Linked DNA regions of Homo sapiens: region 2 is linked to region 1. A link is a loop called in an ENCODE intact Hi-C map of the cell type or tissue named here. Cell type or tissue: gastrocnemius medialis. All regions are shown on one strand. Each heading gives the region's core, and the rest is flanking DNA. Links, peaks and the distances in the headings are about the cores only. Region 1 has its middle 76 kb from the start of LPP-AS2. Region 2 overlaps LPP (LIM domain containing preferred translocation partner in lipoma).

The links. Peaks named below come from ENCODE experiments on the same cell type or tissue, not always from the same donor. Only the 100,000 strongest peaks of a DNase experiment are listed, where the experiment ranks them.
Region 2: a loop joins it to region 1, with 2.7 times the contacts of the local background. A loop is called at or near these places in 2 of 110 quality-filtered maps.

Annotation. Positions count from the first base shown.
Region 1 is chr3:188,073,895-188,082,234 of GRCh38, reverse strand. No RefSeq gene overlaps it. Among named protein-coding and RNA genes, the nearest start is that of LPP-AS2, 76 kb to the left of the region's middle. In gastrocnemius medialis, for the core only: no CTCF peak of the experiment used is centred there; DNase peaks (open chromatin) are centred at 4,884 and 5,804; H3K27ac peaks cover 6,422 bases.
Region 2 is chr3:188,217,629-188,225,968 of GRCh38, reverse strand. LPP (LIM domain containing preferred translocation partner in lipoma) reads right to left here. Exons shown (of 12, transcript NM_001375462.1): 2 at 442-564. Among named protein-coding and RNA genes, the nearest start is that of FLJ42393, 43 kb to the right of the region's middle. In gastrocnemius medialis, for the core only: no CTCF peak of the experiment used is centred there; DNase peaks (open chromatin) are centred at 1,208, 1,838, 4,848 and 5,398; H3K27ac peaks cover 7,837 bases.

The sequences.
Region 1 (8,340 bases), core at 41-8,040:
CAGCTACTGACAGAGTCTGTTTCATATCTGGAAACATCTCACTGTTAAAAAATCCTCCCTTTGGCTGAGATGACATCAGTTTCCCAGCAGCTTCCAGAACTGATTTGTAATTCTTGTTCTTGATTCTACACCAAAAAGTTATGAAAACCCCCTTCCCTATAATAGTCCTTCAGATTTGCAAAATAAAGGATTATGTCTTTGCTGGGTTTTCTTATGACTGATTAAAACTCCCCAGTTTTAAAATATTTTCTCATGGAGCTTTGTTTCTCGGCCTTTCACCATTACAAAGGTAGGATTGGTGATTTGCCCAACAAATGGGGGAGGCAGAGGCTCCCGGACCACAGTAGAGCAGATGGGAATGGTTGGATCCCTATGTACTCAAGGTTACAAGGATCAGGATGGAAAGGACATTTTTATCAAATAGTGCCAGCCAGCCCCATACCCAGCATTGTCAGTGCCTCACACACAGTTGGAGCTAAATGAATAAATACTGCCAGTGAATAAATGCAATGAGAGCTTTGTTATCTATAAGAGGCATCTATTTTATTCCTCCAGAACACTGTAATTTTGGAGTGTCTTTCTATAATTTTTCTGCTACTATATCACTATGGAGGACAAATTTTACTTTCTTCTTAAACACTGAGATGTATTGAATTCCACTGAAGTTTTTCCTTTGAGTCTCAGATTTTAGGTGCACATGAGAAAATGAGATATGAGGGAGAACAGGAAAGTGGGTGAGATAGGGTGTCACCTAAAATTTCTCCTGCTATTTGCAGCTATTTCCCATACTCAGTCTTATGTTGACAAAGCTTTGAGCTCATAACAAAAATGAGTTTCCAAAGCATTAAAAGGGGGTGGGGCATGAGTCACAGATCCCAGGGGGAGACATTGGATGTCAGTCAGTCCAATCCGGCACCTGATAATTGATCTCCTTTACAACACCGGATTCAGATTTGGTTAATATTTACTGAGCAGCTACAGTGTACTAGGCACTCTGTAAGATGCTTTTACATAAAACCTCTCATTTTGTCCTCCCTTCTCTGCAGTGAGAAAGGTATTAGAGTCCCCTGGCGTCAAGAAAGAGAGATTTGACACCAGCAACACTGACCTGCTGCTAGTATACTCCCGATCTTCTAAGGAGATGTTTCATTCATTAAATCAAGAGAAGTCTATGAAGCCTTCAGCAATGATTCCTAAACTGTATTCTTTCAGGTCTGTGGAGTTTGTAAGAGCTCCATATATGCGCTCAAGGTTGTCTAGAGACTGCAAAAAATAGACATATTTTACTCATATATACTTGTTTTCTCAAGTGTATTGCGGATACTGTTGTGATAAATCAAATACAATTTTTAAAACTATGTCACTAAAACCACAGTTTTTGTCACCATATATTTTATCAATCATTAGAATTTTTAATTAACATACTTTATTTTTTGAGCAATTTTAGTTTTACAGAAAAATTGAGCAGAAAGTATAGATTTCTCATACACTTCCTTGTCCTACCTCTCTCCCCAGCCTCCCCTATTATTAACTTTTTGGATTAATGTGGTATATTTGTTACAGTTGATGAGTCAATATTGTTGCAGTGTTATTAATTCAAGTCTATAGTTTACATTATGGTTTACTCTTTGTGTTGAATATTCTACAGGTTTTGATAAATGTGTAATGACATGTACCCACCATTATAGCATCCACTATTATAGACACAGAATAGTTTCACTGCCTTAAAAGTCCCCTGTACTCCACCAATTTATCCCTTCCTCTCTCCCCTGAACACCTGATATTTTTAGTGCTTTCATAGTTTTGCCTTTTCCAGAATGTAATATAGACAGTATCATGCAGAATGTAGCATTTTCAGATTGGCTTTAAAAAAATTAGTGGTATGCATGTACGTTTCCTCCATATTTTTTCATGGATTGCTAGCTCATTTTTTATTGCTAAATAATATTCCACTGTATAGATATACCACAATTTGTTTATCCATTCTCCTATAGAAGGACATCTTGGTTGCTTCCAAGTTTTAGTAATTATGAATAAGACTGCTGTAAACATCCATATGCAGGTTTTCGTATGGACATAAGTTTTCAACTCATTTGATTAAATACCAAGGAATGTGATTGGTGGATTGTATGGTAAGAGTATATTTAATTTTGTAAGAAACTGCCAAGCTGTCTTTCAAAGTGTCTATTTCATTTTGCATTCCCACTAACAGAGAATAAGAGTTACTATTGCTCCACATCCTCATCAGCGTTTGGTTGTCAGTTTCTTGAGTTATCTTTATTCTAATAGGTAGGTGCTAATATGTCTTTGTTATTTTAATTTGTAATTCCCCAATGATGTATGATGTGCAACATCTTATAAATACATATTTTCCATCAGTATATCTTCTTTGGTGAGGTGAATGTTCAGATATTTTGCCCATTTTTAAATTGCATTGTTTGTTTCCTTATTCTGGAGTTCTAACTGTTCTTTGTATATTTTGAATAACCGTCCTTTACCAGATATGTGTTTTGCAAATATTTTCTCCCAGTCTGTGATTTGTTTCTTTATTCTTTTAATAGTGCCTTTCACAGAGTAGAAGTTTTTAGTTTTAATAAAGTGTAACTTAACAATTCTTTCTTTTATAGGCTGTGTTTTTGGCATTGTTTCTAGGAAATCATCATCAACCTCAACGTCATCAAGATTTTCTCTTATGTTATCTTCTAAGAGTTTTATAGTTTTGTGTTTTGCACTTAGGTCTATGACCCATTTTGAATTGATATTTTGTGAAAGGTGTAAGTTCTATGTCTAGATTCACTTTCTTGCATGTAGATGTCCAGTTGTTCTGGCACCATTTGTTGATATGACTATTGTTTCTGCATTGAATTGCCTTTGCTCTTTTGTCAAAGATCAGTTGATTTTTCATGTGTGGGTCTATTTCTGGGCTCTATATTCTGTTCTGTTGATTTTTTTTCCTATTCTTTTGCCAGTCCTACTGTCTTGATTACTGTAACCTTATAGTAAGTCTTTCAGTTAAGATAGTGTCAATCCTCCAAATTTGTTCTTCTTTAAGCTTGTATTGGCTGCTCTGAAGCCTTTGGCCTTTCCACATAAACTTTAAAATCGGTTTGTTGATATCCACAAAGTAACTTGCTACGATTTTAACTGGGATTGGGTTGAATTTATAGATTAATTTGAGAAGAACTGACATGTTGACAATATTGAGTTTTTCTAGCCATGTACATTTATTTAGCTCTTTGATTTCTTTCATCAGGGTTTTACAGTTTTCCACATATAGATCATGTACATATTTTGTTAGGTTTATACCTAAGTATTCCTCTTATTTTAGTGCTATGTGAAAGGTTTTGTATCAGAATTTCTAAAGGATAAGTAGTATTAATTGGGACACCTATATTTTTTAGGTTAAAATGTGGTCTGCTTAATCCAAAAGATGAGAAACTGCTGGCTGATGTGATACTGGACATAAAGTAACTAATGGTAGGGCTCTGAGCTTCTGCTCCCAGAGGGGTATCTAATGGTGTTTCTGTGGCAATGTCGTGGTACACTAAGAGAGAAATGCCATTTGCAGCTCAGACTCTAAGAAGGAAATAACTTTTACATCTTCAAGAGTTTAAAACATGTTTCCCTTGCCACATCCCACATAGAGAGAAGGTGGGCAGCAACATAAAAGCCTGTGTAAAGAGTGCAGGTTAGAGGAAGGGAGAACTATAGCATTATTCGACTATTCTTTTTCTCTAGCAGAGTAGATACACCGCATTGCTCTTAGGACAAAGACAAGGATTCTTTCCAAAGCCTACAAACTGGGAATGGTCTGACCTCTATCAGCCTCTTAAACCATATGCTCACTTCCTCCAGGGCTTGGCCACGTCGGCCTTACACATCCTCTTCTTTGCTTTTCCACAGGGAAAAGTCTACTTTTTCCACAGGGGACTTGAATCTGCTGGTTTTTCTCCTCTTTAGCCAACACATGCATTACTTCCTTGATCCTCCCAAACCAGGCCTCTTAAAGTGCTATATGCTTCTGAGCACTTGTTGTACTATGATTTTGCATTTATTTATGTGATTAGCTGATTACTAGACCATAAGTTCCACAAGGAAAGGCAGTTACATCTGTTTTTTTCTCACCATTATCATCTCAGTGTCATCCCTGTTGAGTGAATCAGTGATTGATTAGATATCTTACAGAATTAAGAGCTGTATATATTTCTTATTTTAGAGTATGGAGGCCAACCAGTTATCCAAAAGATCCTCTAGGTATTATGATACATACAGACACTTGCTATGGGTGGTTCTCCATCCAAACAACACAATCAACATTCTGGTTTCCAGTGAAACTAGAAAAACTAAGTCAGTGGAAACTAAGTCAGTAGCTTTCCTCACACATCTTTGTCGTCGCGAGGCTTATACCAGTTTGGAAAAATTTAATTTTAAGAGCTTATTTGGCAAACATTTACTAAATATCTACTCTGTGCCACATGCTGCGTTAAATGAGAACCAGACATAAAGTGTCTCAGCCATGGTCTCCATCTTGGAAGACTGGAGTTACAGTGTGGGAGGGATACCTGTCAATTCCACATCAAACTAAATGGTCGGGGTGGAGTCATAGTGAGGGCTGTAAGCTGATGCTCTGGGGCCCCATTCGGTCTTCCTGGTTTTGTTTTTGTTTTCGTTTCTTTGGCTGTACACTCCTTCTGAAACTTTTTGACCTGAATGACTTAGGCCAGTCCCGTACATTTTGTTCCTTTAGTCTTCCACCACGCACTTCTGTCTCATACTTTGCTGGGTATTTCTTGTGTTTCCACTGCCTGCTTGGCCCCGAAGTACATCCAGTTGCTGACCTTTGGTTGGGGCCAATCCTTCTCTGGGGTCAGTGGTTGGCCAGAGAGAAACTGCTTTTCACATTCCTGTTTTGTGCAAGGAACTGTGGGAGACACATATAATTGGATCATGCAGGGCCCTGATGTCCAAGAACTCACAGTCCAGTCAAGAAAGTGACACACACTGTCTCAGAGTGTTTACCAAAGCAGCTGTGAGAAGCGACTGGAGCACATGTTTTGATCCCTGTGTTTGCAGCTCCTGTTCATGGCATGGCAAGATCACCATGCAAGCCCTTATCTTGTCTTCTTTTAGGGAAATTAACTGTGGTTCTGTTACTGTGTGACCATGGGTAAATTACTGCAACTTCAGCTCATTGAGCTATGGTTTCTACACCTATAAGCTGGAAGTGATATTAGGGGACAACCAGGTTGTTGTGAGGTTTAAATACACAATGCAGGCCCGGTATGGTGGCTCATGCCTGTAATCCCAGCACTTTGGGAGGCCGAGGCCGGTGGATTACGAGGTCAGGAGATCGAGTCCATCCTGGCTAACATGGTGAAACCCCGTCTCTACTAAAAATACAAAAACAAAATTAGCAGGGCATGGTGGCGGGTGCCTGTAGTCCCAGCTACTCCGGAGGCTAAGGTGGGAGAATGGCATGAACCCGGGAGGTGGAGCTTGCAGTCAGCTGAGATCACGCCACTGCACTCCAGCCTGGGCGACAGAGCAAGACTCCCTCTCAAAACAAAAACAAAAACAAACAAACAAAAGGAATATATATAGAAATGCTTGGCATAACATTCTGTATAGAAGAGATAACCAACTAATATGGAGTCTGAATCCTGCTTTATGGTGACCTTCATAGACCCTGTTGCAGAATATGTTTTGGCAACTCTCAGGCCTACCTTTCATAGGAAGCCTCAGCAGGGGATCGGGCAAACCTCATCCCTGCCCAGCCATCAGCTGCACAGAACACTCTGTGCCGGCAGCAGGCCTGGCCATGTGACCTCTTCTCCTTCTTGGCTGTTCCCACTGGCAAGCTGTGAATAGCCAGAGACACCCTCCATAATGCTGAGACCTTTTCCCAAGGAGCCCAGCGGGAAAAATGTTCTGTGTCTTTGCAAAGCCTGACCCTCTTCTGGGGCCAATTCTGCTGGAGATACAGAGAACCTAATTGTTTCATGTACTTCACGTCTCTCTGTTGGTGGCCACTTAAACCCTTCTTTACCATAATGAATGAAATGCTTCAAAGAATCAGGATCCAGCAATCTCAATGGCCCCAGGAGCACCAAGACGTTCAGGTTGACAGATTCAGAGAGTGTCAGAGCAGGAAGGCATCTTGAGCTTATTTGTCCAACCTCCCCCTTCCCCAGCCACCTTATAGCTGAAGAAGTTGAATGTCAAAGAGACAAAGCCACAGACAGACCTAGATCTCTTGCCTTCCAGGCCTGGGCTTCTGCTGTGACACCATCCTGCTTTCCGCATGTGGAAAGAAATATTGAGTGTGGTTGTGTGCGTGTGCATGGGGCCCCACTAGTGCCAGTTGTCGCAAGTGATAGATCAGACTCAGCCAAAAAAAAAAAAAAAGTTCACATGGTTGGGAATGTGGGAGACAACAGATTAGCTTGTACAACTGAGATGCCAGGAGGACATCTGGCTTTGGCTGTGTTCTTGGGATCTGGTTTTGCTCTCTCCATCTTTTAGCTCTTCTTCCTTTATGTTACCTCCATTCTAACATTCTCTTTTCTCTCAAGAAGACCTCCATAAGTTTCCAGGGTGAAGTCCTTTAGGATAATGTGCAGTGGGGGAAGTAGGAAAGTTCTCTGTCCCAGCCTTCTCTGCAAAAACCCTAAGGTTCGCTCTGATGAGGCTTCTTCTATCACATGCCCTCTTGTGAGCCAATCACGGGGGCTGGTGACTGCAGTGCACTAACTGATGTAGGCCTGAGCCATGCATTCCACCCCAGGGCTGGGGACAGGTCCCACTCAGACCTCGTGGACTGAGAGTGAGATGCTTCTAGAAAGGGGAAATGGGGCTCTAGGGCCAAAGCGTGAAAAATGTTCTCTGCACCCCTCTGGGCTTCTGTGTCTGATAATTAGTTTCATTGTGTATTAGGTTTATCAAATTTTCCATCTTCCCAAAGTAGGAAATGCTTTGACCTCTAGCAAATATGATAGTGCAATTCTTATAGTAGAAATAAACTCAGAAAAGACTGCAACATTTCCCTGGGTGAGGTGGAGATCCTGGGCTTTAGGAAACACACCATCCCACTGTTGATCAGCTAATCCAGGCCTTGTTCTGCATTTGCTTCTATTAAATAAAAAATGAGACATGTAAATAAACAAAGACAAAATCAAGCAAACTAAAAAAAACTCAAAGGCCTAATCTTTCAGATTGCTAAGAAATTCTGATTAAACATATTCCAACATAAGACATAGGCCATTGTAGCTACGTAAGGACGTTGCTTGGTGCTTGAGAATATGTAAGCCCTCAATGAGCACCAATTTAACATCTTCTTATTTTTATTTGTATAATTTTTTTTGAGACAGAGTCTCCCCCATCCCCCATCAGACCCCACCCCCCACCCCGCCGTTGCCCAGGCTGGATGGAGTGTGGTGGTGCAATCTCAGCTCACTACAACGTCTGCCTCCCCGGTTCAAGCGATTCTCCTGCCTCAGCCTCCAGAGTAGCTGGGATTACAGGTGCACACCACCACACCAGGATAATTCTTGTATTTTTAATAGGGATGAGGTTTTGCCATGTTGGCCAGGCTAGTCTCGAACTCCTGACTTGAAGTGATCTATCTGCCTTGGCCTCCCAAAGTTCTGGAATTTCAGGTGTCAGCCACCACACCCGGCCTCAGTATATCATCTTCTAAAAGTCAGGTAAGAGCTACTTGCACCATTTAAGAAGCATTTTCATGACAACTACTGCACAATCTGTATGAAGGCAGAGTGCCGCCTGTCTCCATTCTACAGACAGGAGAGTGAGGCTGGGAGAGGTGAGCAACTTGCCAGAGGCCATGTTGTCAGTAGTAGATCTGAAAAATCATCCCAGGCCCTTCGACCCCAGAGACCTTAATCTTTCCAGCATATTGTGGTCTCCCTGGAGACGTGTCAATACTTTCTATTATTTTCCTTAAAAGGAAACATCATATTCAAAAGGCAAATTAACATTAACAATCCAAATTCTTTTTACTATCAGACTGGTAAAAGATTTAAAAGGATCAATGAAATCAAATTTTAACTAGGTCATAAGAAAAGATCCTCTCATATGTTGTTGGTGGGTCTGAAAATTGATACAATATATTTGGAGTCAAATTTGGCAATTATCTTTTAGAATAAAAAATAATGGCATTTTGGCAGGTCATGGTGGCTCACGCCTCTAATCCCAGCACTTTGGGAGGCCGAGGTGTGCAGATCACCTGAGGTCAGGAGTTCGAGACAAACCTGACCAACATGGTGAAACCCCATCTCTACTAAAAATACAAAATTAGCTGGGCGTAGTGGTGGGCCTCTGCAG
Region 2 (8,340 bases), core at 218-8,217, 140 kb before region 1:
GGCAAACAAGAGACACTCAATAATACTGCTTTCTTTCCTTGTAAATGCCCAAACACTGTTCAGTGACATTTTCATTTTGGTCTTTCCATTTCATGAACACTTTCTTCCATGCCAAATGAGAAAGAAGGAGGCAATACAATTGCTGGCAACCTGAAATCATCGTTACTCCAAATTTTCCTCCAAGTTCAATGCTACCACCTTCCAAGAGCTGAGCTCTGCCTTTGCTTTGCCACACATTTTATTAGCATGGTTATATATTGTCTATTGCCATAAAAGCAACTCAAGAAAGAAGGAAGGGCATTTCAGTTCTTCTCTTATTCTTAATGCATCCTAGTTACTGATGCCCATACTTTAAGTGGAAAACACTGATGTTTAAAACTCATTAAAACATATACATTGATTTTAAAAGGCAAATGTGTTCTTTTTGTGTGCGGGACTCACCAATTGAGGAAAAAGATCTTCCCTCTGATGAGCGTCCAGTGGAACAATGAAAAAAGCAGAACACAGGGAATCAGAAGACCAGGTTCTGTCTTCTGCTCTGTCTCTGAGCCTCAAAGTTCCCACCTATGAAAAACAGAAGGGTGTTGCTTATGTATCTCTAGGGTCTTAACCAGCTTCAGAAATTCCCAGGCTTATAAAGTCTCTGACTGGGCCGTGGTTTACTTCTATACCTCCTAAACTCCTAGTCAGATCCTGGCACTCTTATTTCACTAATTTGACTCAGAATGATGGGGAAAGAGAATGCTGATGCCTCAGTGTTCATATCTCAGCTCTCCTAGTTCTCCTGGGAAAACAGCTTCATCTTAATAATGGAGGTGAAAGAGGCAAGTCAGTTAGATACTCAAATTGTAGGGAAGAAAAAAATTAACAGATAAACCTAAACTATACCAAATAAAAAAAGAAAAGGAATATGAGTTTGGAGACAAATTTCTAACTATAGGACCTAATGTTCTTTGAACTTTAGTTTCCTTGCCTGAAAAGTGAGAATCAGTGAGCAGCAGAGGGATAAACAATCTTGACATTTCCCAGTAAGCCGTCCTTGATATCATTTGGATATGTGTCCCCTCTGAATTTCATGTTGAGTTGTAATACCTGCTGTTGGAGGTGGGGCCTGCAGAGGTGATTGGATGATGGGGGCGGATTTCTCATGAATGGTTTAGCACCATCCTCTTGGTGCTGTCCTCACGATCACGAGTGTGTTCTCATGATATCTGGTCATTTAAAAGTGTGTGGCAACTCCTCTGCCTACTCCCTCTCTTGCTCCTGCTTTTGCCATCTGAGACACCTGCTCCTCCTTTGCCTTCAGCCATGAGTAAAAGCTCCCTGAGGTCTTCCCAGAAGCCAAGCAGATGCCAGTGCCATGCTTATACAGACTGCAGAACCATGACCCAATTACACCTTCTTTCTTATAGATTACCGAGCCTCAGCTATTTCTTTATGGCAATGCTAGAATAGCCTAATACAGCCCTTATTACAGGTTTTATTTCATTAGCAACTATTATTGTTTTGCTAATGATTACACAGTATGTATGCCAACAGACAAGTATCCCAAGGCAAGGGCTGTTATAAAACTTGTCTTTCATGTATGCAGGAGAAATCCACATACGAGAAACTACCATGCCCATTTCATTGTTGTCACTGTAAACATTACCTAGCCAATCATACAATTGTTTTGTGTACAAAACAATTCCAAGTTCAAAGTTGGGAGGGATTTTTTAAATGACCCACCTCAACTTTTCCAACTGACAAGAGAACCCGGTGGCCTGGGTAAGGAGGTGACCTCTTCAGGAGCCACTTGATCCACTGGATCAAGTGACTGCTTGCTTTGACAAAGGACAACAAAACACACTGGGCAGAGGGACTTGTGCTTGGTCACATGAGTCACACCTAGAGCCAAACCAGGACTTACAAATCCAGGCCTCGAACACCTATTTCAACGCTCTCCCAGTAACCTCAACAGCAGACAGAAATTAAGTAGGCAAAATGGAGTATAATCACTATCAGCCCAGAAAAGCAAGGAGTTTCCTGAGACCTAGTGGTCTTCAAGGACATTGGAATTCTGAAAGCCATTTCCACTGAAAGGAGAGAGAGGCATAATTTCAAACTTACTGAGAAATGGGTTGTTAGGAAGCCAACATTAGACCTGTGAACAATGCAATTTCATAAAACAAACGAAAAAGGTTGTCCCTACCCTCACCCGCAAGCTGCATAAAACCAAAGCTTCTCCTTGCAGAGAGAGATACAAATCACAACAGTTTCTACAACAGCAGCAAAGGGCATCTGACTTCCCAGATTTTTAAACTTCACTGAAAGGAAGAGCTCTCCACCCTTGGCCCTGAGGGAGTCTCACTCACACTCTCCAGCTTCCCTCCAGGCACAAATGAAAGTGGTCTCCATTTTCCATAGCCAACTTCTCTTTTAATAATTTTTTCTTATTTTCCATAAAGAGAACAAGCAGCTTTGCTAAAGAACCACTGTGAAATGATTGAAGTTCCCATGCAAACAAACCATTAGCAGAGTTCAAACGCAATTTAAATTACCAGTTGTTAAAGTGCTTCTCAATTTCGTGGTAAGTTTCCAAGGAGAATTACATGCTATATACTATTTAATTGGTTGTTTTCTATTTTTTAACATCCATTTATCCCCCCCACCCGGTTATAGTTCAGAAGTATCTATAAAAGCTTCCCTTTAAAAAATTATACATTGTTGAATAGATTAAATCTAAAGATTGAAAAGTATCAGAGAAACAGCTGCAGGATCACGCAGCTCACCAGAAATTGATGGTTTTGACACCACAAAACATGCAGAATTTTAAATCTTAGGAATCACCTAGTAGTGCCCTCACTCTTTACAGCTGAAGCACCGAATTCCCAAAAGGGAATGATGGAGTTGGCCTTGAGTATTTTCCCTGGTCAGCGACAAATTCAAGATGAGACACATTATTCCAAACTCCCAGCTCCCTGCCACCTCTTCCACATGTTGCCCATAAATGGCAGAAGAAGATGGTATGAAATAGCTGATAAACTTGATTTTCCACCTGTATTTTTTTTAAGAAAATATAAAGCCCTCTTCAAATATACTCCTGACCTCAAACATTATGGGCAATGGCAAGTATCTCTCCAAAAGAGAAGAAAATAAGTAAAGGCTGATGAATGAGTACAGTTAAAGGAGCTCAAAACAAGACACTTTATGAGCAGATTCTTGGCAGGAAAAGTCAAGACACTAATCTAGATTCATTAAACAAGTTATGTGACATCAACACTGCAGATTTTCACAGTTCTATCTGGCCCTGAATTAGTGCTGCCCCCAGAGACAGAGAAAGAGAGGATAAAAAAAAAATCAACAATGTGAAAGCAAGTCTTGTCATATCTGTAAATGGAAAGGATTTCTAGAAGCCATCAGGAGTGCAGTTTGAAGTTCCAGACTTTGATATTGGACTTGTGTAAAGGATTTTCTCAAAGCTCAGGTTTCTCTGTCTGCAAAACAGGGTTAATATCATCTACCCAACAAGGTGTATGCAACCATTTCCTGGGATCCCATATCTAGCACGTATGGCACAAAGCCTGCACACAATATGCACTAATTCACGTTCACCCCTTCCAAGGCTTTTATAATTTCTCAAAGCCTATAGTTCTGTGATTCTAATTTATGTGGACTAAAACCACGTCTTGTAAGCCAAGCATATTCCCTAAGTTTGTTAGATACTGTATGTCTCCTGACTGTAAACTCATTTATTTTATCATTTGAAAAAAAATTCATAAAAATTTATATATCTAAGTACTTTGCTTTAAAAGCAAACTTTTTGGAAATGCTATTTTTAAATGGCCTCCAAATCCACATTTTGAAACACACACACTAATAAAATCCCAGTTTCATATCCAAGACCTTATTTAAACTTTCCATCAACCATAAGAAAAATTTCCCAATTGAACACTGAAGAAACTGAGGAACGGAGAAGTTAGACACTCATCCAATATCTCTAGGCTAGTAAGTGGTAAAGCCAGGATTTGAACACAGGCGTTCAAAATCAAGTTTCATGACACAGGCTTTATTAATTTATAATTACAACTATAATATGGACAGTTCTTCCTCTAGAGGTGGAAATATACCTTTAAAACTCCTGCTATTTTCATATTTCATGGAGCTTTGGGATAAAAACAAAGCCTACATTTCAAACTATTTTTTTAAAAGTTCACATTAACAGCAAGTAAATCTTTCCTGAATTCTACCTTGCTATTATATTCTTAAGTGAAATAAAAAGCTCAGAACCCTGGCACTAAGCAGACATCTACTGGTATGTGGGAAACAAACCTGAAAAGGGTTAACAATTAACTAGCTGATATCAGACCAATTCAAAAACAATTCGAATGGCCGGGCTCATGATCAAACAAATCATGGGAACCCCAGTATGGGCTATGGAAACCACTCTGGCACAACTGTTAGTTAACAGAATGTCACATGTTCTGCATTCAGGGGCGCACCAAAGAGAGGTTTGCTAACACCTTCTGTCTTGGATAACACAGTGTGTGGACCTAGCAGGTGTAGGTGCTGAGTTGGACATGCCTAGGGGTGTCGAAGAGCCTCAATGGGGGACACACTGGAACACAAAAGACAGAATGAAAAGTGTAGAAAAGCACGAGTACATGCAACGTCCTTTTGAGGGTCTAAAAGTTCTCTGCAGATGATGTGACTTCTAAACGATGCCTGAACACCCAAGAGGATTTCCACGGATGAGGAGGAGAAAAATAGGCTCAGGGAACACAATGTGCAAAGGCCTTGAGAAGGATGAGTTCAGGGTGTTCTCAGAGAAAGTGACTAATCTGGTGAGGCCAGTGACAGAGGATGCAGAGGAATGTGGTGGGACACACGCCTGGAAAGGGATGTGGCAGCCAGAGCCTGGAAGACCTTGTATCTCATGTTCTAAAGCACTTGGATCTTAAGCCATAGGTGTTGCGTTTCGGGAAGTGACACAATAGAAAGTTAAATGGTAGCCCTATCCCTTTAAGAAATGAATCCCTTTCCATGGTCAGTTTCCAAGCATAGCAAGGGTAGGGGAGCTACCTATGAAGGGATCTTCTCCCTGTGGCCCCACTCACAGAGAAGTCGGGGGGCAGGTGGCTTTCAGAGTTGCTCTTAACCCATACCTTCAGTGACCCTTTCCTCTAGGTCTGAAACTCTCACCAACATAACAGACCCACTGGAAGGCCCAGGAAAGAAACAAAGTTTCACGTTCCAAGCAGGACTACCACTCTGCCTTCAGTGAACTGCCAGTCCCACCCAACTCCTTGAATCAGAAGAAGCTGGTCTGGAGACAGGCTCCATCCAGCCTTTCTGCTGTCTCTTAAGCAGGAGCCAGAGGCCTACCCAGCTTGTACTCTATGTGCCTGAAGCTCAACATCACAGAGCTCACAGAGTTCTCAGCCAGGCCTGAAACCTCGTGACATGAGATTAGTAATGAGCCTGTGCTGATGTCACCACTTAGGTTGTATGGAATCCTCCTTTCCCTTAAAGGAAACTTTGTAGCAGTATCCATATGTCAAGGCCTTCAAAGATGCAATGCCCTCCCTGCCCTTGAAGAGCTCCCAGTCTAGAAGGAGAGATAAGACATCAAGTAAGGGAGGACAAGTGCCACAGAAGAAGCACAGGTAACAATGCAAATTTTCATACCACACGGTGACATGACATGAGGTGATGTCATAAAAAAAAGTCATGACAACAAAGGAAAGGAAAATTGTTGACGATTCCAGATTTACGTGACCTCACCGGGAGAATCAGACCATTTTTATACTACTCCTGTCAACATGGTGGGTTTCAGGGGGAGCACCTATTGTATCACACCCATCTGGCAGATGGGAAAACTCAGGCTCAAGCAAGTTAACTGACAGTGAGGAAGTATCACAGCCGGGATTCAAATCCATATCCCATGCTCATATGCAGCATACATTTGTACTCTATTGCCTCACAGCTAACTGTGGTTGAGTTAGCAGAACAGAGAACACAGAGATCACTTCTAATGGATGGGAGAGCAGGTGGTGATCAAGGATTATTCCCTTCCCAAGATGGCGTCTGTGCAGAAGTTTACAGGAGGATTGGGAGTTCTATGAATGAAGATTGGAGAGGTTATCTCAGGCTAAAGGAAAGGCATGTGCTAAGGCATGAAGGTGAGAAAGTGCAAGATATATCTGGGGGTTGGTAGGAAATGTGTTTGATTTAAAGATATGTAAGCAGGAGCATCAAGGACCCACATGGACCCACAGTGGACCGATGTTGGTGTCCATTTATGACAGGTCCTGGATACCAGGGGCAGGAGTTTTTACTTAATACTGTTAAGTACTAGAAAAGTAATAAATGTTTCACAGCAAAACTGTGGCATGGTTTCAGCTTTACTTGGGATTCTGTGCTCTAACAGTAGGGCTATGCAAATAGCCTTTCAGCACCTGAGCCAGGGTCAGGAATAATGCGCCCTTGGGTCCTTTCAGGTCAATATACAGAAAGACATTGTTCCCTGGCTATGACTTCAGAGGTAAGAAAATCTACACCTATTTCATAGAGCCTGACCATCATCTTAAGAGCCTCCGTGACTCATTAAATATTAAATTCCGGGCCCCGGCTAGAGCACAGGTACCCTCAATTGGTAAACACAGCATGGGGAACAGGATAGAGTCAAAGAATAAAAGGAACTGTGCTTGACCCTTGGATTCTACACTTATTAACTATGGAATTTTGAGCAACTTACTTCCTTTTATCAAGGGTGCAGTTTCTTCATTTGTAAAATGGAAACGATAATATGTATACAGCTAGGTTCTTGTGAGAACAATCAAGTTGTGAGATTAAATATGAGGACGTGTGATTCCTACACGCAGGCTAACATGTTTAGAATAAATCCCCCCCACCCCGCCCCTAAAAGCCACCATGTTGAAAGGGTAGTATAAAAACTGCCCCATCTTCCTGGTAAAGTGATCTAAATCTGGATTTGTCAACAATTTTTTCTTTCTCTGTTGAAAATTGAGCTGTATTCCCCAGGCAAGTCATTACATCTTTTTGTGCCAAATTGTTTTCATCTTTTAAATGACCCAGTAATCCCACTTTGGGCAATATACATAAGGGAATAATCCAAAAGGAAAAAAGAAGGCAATTTGTTCAAAGATGTTATTCATAGTGCTATTTCTGGCTCTTTATATATCCCCCTATTATAGCACTTATCTCACTGTGCTGTAATTATCCACTCCCCTTCCATACGCCTCCAAATTATCTTTGAATCAATCCCCAGCACCTAGCACAATGCCTGGCATACAGTAAGAACTCAATAAATGTTTGTCAACTCAATGAATAGGTAATATAAAAGAAATTTTAGAAGAAACTTGAATGAGCAATAACAAAACACTGTTTTTAAGAGATTATGCTAATTATTTGAAAACCTGGTAACTACAGACTGCAAGAGGGGCGCATGAGAAAGCCTCAGAAATGAGTTTTAGATGACTTAGTGTATGATTTCTGAGCATCTCTGGGCTTAGGCTGATTATAGTATAAGATTGCCAGGGGATACACAGGAGGATGAGGTCACAAGCTAAGTTGCTTTGGCCTGGTGGCTAGAGGATGGGGCTTGGTCAGAATTTTGGATTCTCTACCTGATTCAGCCACTACCTAACTTCTCCAAGACCTGAAAAATGAAGTATCTGCAGGAAAGCCCAGCCTGTTAAAAGGAATTACAGGGAACTGCCAAAGGGCAGCAACTGTGAATTCAAATGTAAATGAAAAAAGAGGGCTGGTAGGTGCCCTTGGACCGCAGTCCAGTCCTCAAGACAAGGAGAGGCTTTCAAACCCCAGCTCTTCTGGGCTCCCACTGAGCCTTCCAGACCCATCTCACATGGAGATTGAAGATTCCTTACCAGGGAGTTTACAGGAGACAGAAATCTCTGCATGAACAGACAACACCATGAAAAAACAACATGTTAAATACAGCCCATAAAGTCAGCATCACTCTGAACGTTCCTCATTCTTGGTGGGAAAGAATGTTTTACAAAAATACCCAGGGAGAGCAAAGGAAGCTGCACGTTCTGCAGGGCTTATTTTGGGGCGTTCCAACAGCTCTCAGCTGGGAAGCCAAAGGCAGGAAGCCACCATCCTCTGTGCACTGGCCCAAAGCTCAAGGTTAGAAACTAAATGGGAGAGGGGTGAGAAACAGATACTCTTTGGTCTTGGAACGCCAGCTGCTTATCTGGGCAACCCCCTAGGGCACCTATTTTCATTTCCCTCTGAGTATCCCAGATTCCTGCCCATTTAGCTCAGCATTTCTCTGAAGGAAATCACACTTGAGATCCTATAGACGATCACTCCCAA